Regions from separate parts of the Homo sapiens genome. Here region 1 is linked to region 2. A link is a contact called in ENCODE Hi-C or POLR2A ChIA-PET data. All regions are on one chromosome and are shown on one strand. The core of a region is the stretch at or near the end of the contact, and the rest is flanking DNA. Distances in the headings are between cores, read along the strand shown. Region 1 holds the start of TMEM107 (transmembrane protein 107). Region 2 holds the start of RNASEK-C17orf49 (RNASEK-C17orf49 readthrough).

The links. Hi-C counts contacts between places; a loop is a spot of excess contacts on that map. ChIA-PET counts read pairs that join two places held with the same protein, here RNA polymerase II (POLR2A). Pooled maps may share reads with other maps.
Region 1: a map with no recorded cell type shows a loop between it and region 2 (7-fold over the local background). The contact joins the promoter of TMEM107 here to the promoter of RNASEK-C17orf49 in region 2. A Hi-C loop is called at or near these places in 1 of 168 maps with a recorded cell type or tissue (ovary), 1 of 37 single-sample maps with no recorded cell type and 10 of 50 pooled maps. POLR2A ChIA-PET finds 5 or more read pairs at or near these places in 2 of 52 experiments (MCF 10A and activated B cell).

Annotation. Positions count from the first base shown.
Region 1 is chr17:8,174,993-8,177,718 of GRCh38, forward strand. It overlaps TMEM107 (transmembrane protein 107), which reads right to left and starts at 1,388. Exons shown (of 5, transcript NM_183065.4): 1 at 1,208-1,388; 2 at 967-1,034; 3 at 765-865. The coding sequence starts at 1,294. All of the region lies in intron 2 of LOC105371520 (a long non-coding RNA gene), which reads left to right. RefSeq lists enhancers at 776-825, 876-935, 927-1,538, 966-1,015, 1,176-1,265 and 3 more.
Region 2 is chr17:7,010,750-7,013,861 of GRCh38, forward strand. RNASEK-C17orf49 (RNASEK-C17orf49 readthrough) reads left to right here and starts at 1,668. Exons shown (of 8, transcript NR_037717.1): 1 at 1,668-2,008; 2 at 2,917-2,993. It overlaps RNASEK (ribonuclease K), which reads left to right and starts at 1,875. Exons shown (of 3, transcript NM_001004333.5): 1 at 1,875-2,012; 2 at 2,917-2,993. The coding sequence starts at 1,935. It overlaps ALOX12-AS1 (ALOX12 antisense RNA 1), which reads right to left and starts at 1,585. Exons shown (of 3, transcript NR_040089.1): 1 at 1,447-1,585. It overlaps ALOX12 (arachidonate 12-lipoxygenase, 12S type), which reads left to right. Exons shown (of 14, transcript NM_000697.3): 14 at 1-5. RefSeq lists enhancers at 1,236-1,856, 1,936-2,055, 2,136-2,315.

The sequences.
Region 1 (2,726 bases), core at 138-2,637, 1.2 Mb after region 2:
CCTCATCTCCTTTGCCTCTTCTGAGTTCCCAGTGCTCGCTTCCGTTGCCTCTTCTGAGTTCCCATTGTGCTTTATATCTTTTGTTTGTTTTTTGACAGAGTCTTGCTCTGTTGCCCTGGCTGGAGTGCAGTGGCACGATCTCAGCTCACTGCAACCTCTGCCTCCCGGGTTCAAGCAATTCTCCTTCCTCAGTCTCCTGAGTAGCTGGGATTACAGGAGTGCGCCGCCACGCCCGACTAATTTTTGTATTTTTAGTAGAGACGGGGGTTTCACCATGTTGGTCAGGCCGGTCTCGAACTCCTGACCTCAGGTGGTCCACCTGCCTCGGCCTCCCAAAGTGCTGGGATTACATGCGTGAGCCATCGCGCCCTGCCTGTGCTTTCTATCTTCACACACTTCTATAGCACAGTGCTTATCACACTGAATTACAGATTTGTATCTACCTCCTCCTCATTGTAAAAAGAAACGGTGGGGTTTTTATTATTCCTATTATTTTTGTAGACTTGGGTTCTCACTATGTTGCCTCCTGCCTGCGCCTCCCACAGTGCTGGGATTACAGACGTGAGCCAACATGCCTGGCCAAAAACTGTATTTTACTCTCATTTTGGGATTTTAAGTGCCTAGTAAACAGCAGGATTTAGCACATCGTTGAAGATCTTTGAACTGGAAGGATTGGCTACAGCAGACACTATTGTGTCAGGTGGCTGAAGGGAGTCCTGATAGAAGTGGGTCGTGTGGGAAAGGTGGGCAGGCAGAAAGGATACAGATGAGGCTCTGGGTGCTGTTGAACATGGAGACTCCTGAGAGGAAACCGGCCAGCTCCACTGCAAAGAGGCCCAGGGTGACAGAGAGCGCGGCCACCAGCCTGCAGAGAGGAAGTGGACTGGCCCAGGCCTTTGGACTTATTCTAAGACCCCTCCACTCCCACCACCTCTTCGTTCTGGCCACCCCGTCCCAAGAGCTCACTGAATGTCCTGCTTGTCATACTCCTCGGGGGTGAACGTGAGAGGCAGGCAGGCCTGTATGTTGCTGTCCTGGGAGCAGGGCACAGGAAGAGAAGTGAAAAAGGGGCAGGCTGCAGGGCAGGCCTGGGGGCGGCGGGAAACAAGAAAACCCAAGAGGGTAAGACACTGGGAGGGGGCAGGGTAGGACTAGGACCACTCAGAGATGGGAATGGGGACGGATTGAGTGCAGCCGTGGGTCTTACCCGGGACCAGAATAAGGTGATGACGACCACCAGATGCGCCAGGAGCGTCAGGAAGCGAGAGGGCACAAGCCCTGAGACCCGGCCCATGGCCCTCGGGGACAAGGGCGGCGGTCTCTGAGGCTGGAAGTTCAGAGACAGCGACTCCTGAAGTCTCCCCGCAAGCCGACAAATCTAGACGAACGCCTCCTTCCCGCCCGCTCAGGCACCGCCCAGTTGCCTTGGTAACCGTGTACGCGGGCTCGGCGCCGCGTTCTCGGAAATCCTCGCGAGCAGTACATTCTCCGGCTGCTGCGGGTCTCTCAGGGCCAGCGAAGGTCAGGGGTACCCGAAGGCGCTTCTAACCTAACGGCTGGGTACCCGCGCGCAGCCAGGCCCTTTGTTCCTCAGAGGGTGCGAGGTGGCACAGCCCCGCAGCGCCCGATCTGCCCACGCAGGGCGGATGAACGGAAACCCACCCTGGCCTAGCTTGGGGACACCAATGCTTCTGCTGTTGCCCACGCCGGGAGCGGCCCCCAGCCCCAGCTACGCTGCCCAGTTGTGGATCACTTGAGACCGCTGCCACCACCACGCCGGGCTGAGTTCCCCGCCATGCCGAAGACTCAGACCCGCTCCCCTTCCCCTCCTCTGCATGCCTTTAGCTTCCCACCAAGCTGGGCCTGAGAAACAAGGGACCCGAACCTGGAGAGGCCGGTGTTCCTGGACTGCTCTGCAGTCACAGATTGTCACGGAGCCCCTGGTTGTCTGAGGACCCCAGGCCTGAACCTTCCTTGAGGAAGACTGATTTCTTTCAGACTACTTTGCTCAGTTTGGTGAGGGATTTGCAGAGTGCAAAAAATGGCCAGCGTCCTTAAACTAGCATGGGGATAAGAGCAGAGCAAGGTGGCTGGAAAGAGTGGGAGTGGACGAAGGGAATGGGACAGTCCCTGCGTCTCTGGGAGGCTTGGAGCCGGCTGGAAGGGAAACTCAACTCAGATTTCTTTGTCCCTTGGAGGTGCTGGGCCTCCGACATTGCCCAGCTACAGTCCAAGAAGCTCTTATCATCGGCGACCTCATGACCTTTGGGCCTCAGCGCAGGTCCCTGCAGATCTGAAAGTTCTTTAATTGCTGAGTCAAGTCCCATCCTCAAGGAACCTCCCGGCCCATCTCCCAGGAGAACAATCTCTTCCTACTCCCCACTCCCCATCTCAGTGCTTTTAGCCAGCCTAAACTACAAGCCCAAGAGGCATTTCTCATTCCTTCAACAAATATTTGTATATGTTTATTGATTACCTAGTAAGGGTATTCTAGTCAGGGAGATCAACAACAGACATGCAAACAAATAAATCCGTAAGATAATAGGCGCTACAAACAGGGAAAAGCGGGCTGTGCACTGTGGCTCACACCTGTAATCCCAGCGCTTTAGGAGGCCTAGGAGGGCGGATCACCTGAGGTCAGGAGCTCGAGACCAGACTGACCAACATGCTGAAACCCTGTCTCCACTAAAAATACAAAATTAGCCGGGCGTGGTGGCGCGTGCCTG
Region 2 (3,112 bases), core at 418-2,917:
CATCACAAAGTAGTCTTCTTTTGGTTTATTCAACCATTTAAAATGCAAAAAAAATCCACAAACAAATGTGCTTTGTTTGAGACATGCACAGCCAGGCTACAGACTGGATTTGGCCCTTGAACCCTGCACTAGCCTGAGGCCCTGACCCTACTTCCAAAACATCCAAGATCATGGAGCAGGGGGATTTCTTAGAAAAATCAGCTTACCTCAGCTAACTCTCCATTCCCAGGAACTAACCTTCATGCCTGGTGGCCAATGTACAAATTCCTGACTCAGTTCTTTGGCAAATTCCTTCCACCCATATTTCTCCTATTCACCCATGTACCCCAAAAGTCCCTGAATAAGAATCATGTTTTTGGGGCAGAATACAAACCACTGCCCCAAAATGGCTTCTTTCTCCAAACAGTCCCAGATGAAAGGCACATAATTCATGTCTTAAGGCTACTTTTCCAGCCCCTTTAATACTCTGGGATCTATGTGTTTCCCACATTCCAAGTTATCTTTCACAAGCCTTTTAAGAACAACATGCACAAAATAAATGGACAAGAACTACAAAGTTATTCTAGCCAATGATAGTGTTTATTTGTTAGGTCCTGGGGTCTCAAGGTCAAATGATCCCTCTCAATTATTCTGAGGTCACTGTCCTCACTAGAGTGGGTACAACTTGCTCACTGCAAAACTGTGTTCTTCAAACATCCCTACTTCTTTTCTTTTCTTTTTTTTTTTTTTTTTAGAAGTAGTCTCTATCGCCCAGGCGGGAATGCAGTGGCGCCATCTCAGCTCACTGCAACCTTCGCCTCCCGGGTTCAAGGGATTATCCCGCCTCACCATCCCGAGTGGCTGGGATCACAAGCTCATGCCACCACATCCAGCTAATTTTTGTAATTTTTAGTAGAGACAGGGTTTCGCCATGTTGACCTGGCTGGTCTCGAACTCCCGACCTCAGGTGATCCGCCCGCCTCGACATTCCTATTTCTAAATAATTATTACAGATCTGTCACTCACCAGTTAAACATACAAACGGCTTTTTTGGAGGGGATGACCTATTTATATTTTTAAATCTTATATCCTACCTTATTCAAAAGTCCTATCAGTTTTCCTAGTTTAGAGAAGCAAAGTGACATTTTTGTGTACATTTAACAGGACTGCTTACCTTCACAACCTGCTCAGTCGGCTTTCCCTGGACTTCTCCTAACCGCCCATTTTTCCTGGATTTGGCACCGAGAGTTACAGTATTTCACGTGCGATGATAAAATGTTACTTAGGAGAAACAGTTCCAATACCAAGAAACTTCAGCAATTTTAAAGCATTTTAAAGCCACAAAACCATGCCCGATCCCCAAAAGGGGGTCCTAACTCCTTTACACTGTCAGAATCTCAATTTTAAAAGGGAGGAGTAGAGAAGAGATAGAAACGCTCTCTGTTGGTGAAAATCTGTCTTACTTACCATTTCCCCAACACAGGAGAGACTAAGGAATTTCAGGTAAAAATCAGATGGCTCCAATCCTCCGATACTAAGAGCCCATCGCCCCAGTTCCCAGGAGTTCCGCCAGTTAGACTTTTTCCCCCATGGCCTCGCTAAGGCTAGTTCCTCGTCACGTGACGTGACAGGCTTGGTCACGTGACATACCAGCTCCTTCCATTCCCGTGTGCGGGGGGAGGGGGACCAACAAACCGGAGGCCCTCGCTCTTCCAATACTCACGCCCTAGCTACAGAGGTCAAGGAAGGTTTCCCCAGGAGCAGTTTTGGTTTCAGACGGCGCCGTCTCCCGCGAAAGTCCTGAGAGGAGCCCAGCCTTTTCCGCCTGCCGCCCCCGGATGGGATGGTTGAGGCCGGGGCCACGCCCCCTCTGCCCCCCTGCGAGGGCATCCTGGGCTTTCTCCCACCGCTTTCCGAGCCCGCTTGCACCTCGGCGATCCCCGACTCCCTTCTTTATGGCGTCGCTCCTGTGCTGTGGGCCGAAGCTGGCCGCCTGCGGCATCGTCCTCAGCGCCTGGGGAGTGATCATGTTGGTGAGGGGACTCCCCGGCAAGGATCGGAGAGGGCCTGAGGGGCTCCGGGCTGGGAGGGCTGGGAGGCGAGGAAACTCTGGGCCGCAGGCAGGCCGGAGGGGCCGGGGATCTACAGGCCCCGGAGAAGGAGACAGACTGAAATTGAAAAATGGGAACTGTTCGAGACCAGCCTGACCAACATGGTGAAACCCCGTCTCCAATAAAAATACAAAAATTAGCCGGGCGTGGTGGCGCCCGCCTGTAATCCCAGCTACTCAGGAGGCTGAGGCAGGAGAATCGCTTGAATCCGGGAGGCGGAGGGTGCAGTGAGCCGAGATCGCGCCACTGCACTCCAGCCTGGGTGACAGAGCGAGACTCCGTCCCCAAAGAAAAAGAAAAAAGGGAACTGGAGCGGAGGGCCCTGGAGTGGGAGGAGCCAGGGCTGGTAAAGGTGGAGACCCCTCAAGGTAGGAGAAACAAGAGCGGGGTGCCTGAGAGGTGCTTGAGTTGAATGGAGGACATGGGAGGAAAAGAGAGTGCTTGTTCCAGAAATGTGTAGCTGGGCCTTGTTTTCCCAGTAATCCACCCACCGCCACTTCAAGAAGAAATGATATGAAGAAGTGCCGGTTCTCCCTCCCCTCTTCCGCACTGTCCCGTGATGATGACGCCTCCAGAGAGGACGATAATCTGGGTTCCTGGGAGAGATGGCTTGGTCACTATTCCCACCCTTGCCTCGACCACTTGTCTCAATGTCACCACCTCACGCCCTGTTCCAGGTGGCTGAGTCCGAATCCAGTAACCACCACCTCGTTTTGGTTAATCTCAGGCTCGGGTGTTGTAGCAACATTGGAAATGGGAGGGGTTTACGAAGTGAACATGAGGTCAGGTGCCTGAATTCAACAGTCTACCCATTCCCCTTTTCCAGATAATGCTCGGAATATTTTTCAATGTCCATTCCGCTGTGTTGATTGAGGACGTTCCCTTCACGGAGAAAGATTTTGAGTAAGTATTCGGGTGGGGGAGGCGGGCTGGGAGCAGGTGGGAGGTGGCGAGGCCTAGGGTCAGAATTACGTCTGGGAGGCCCGGTGCTTAGGGCCCCTAGGTTAGAGGACTTGGAGAGG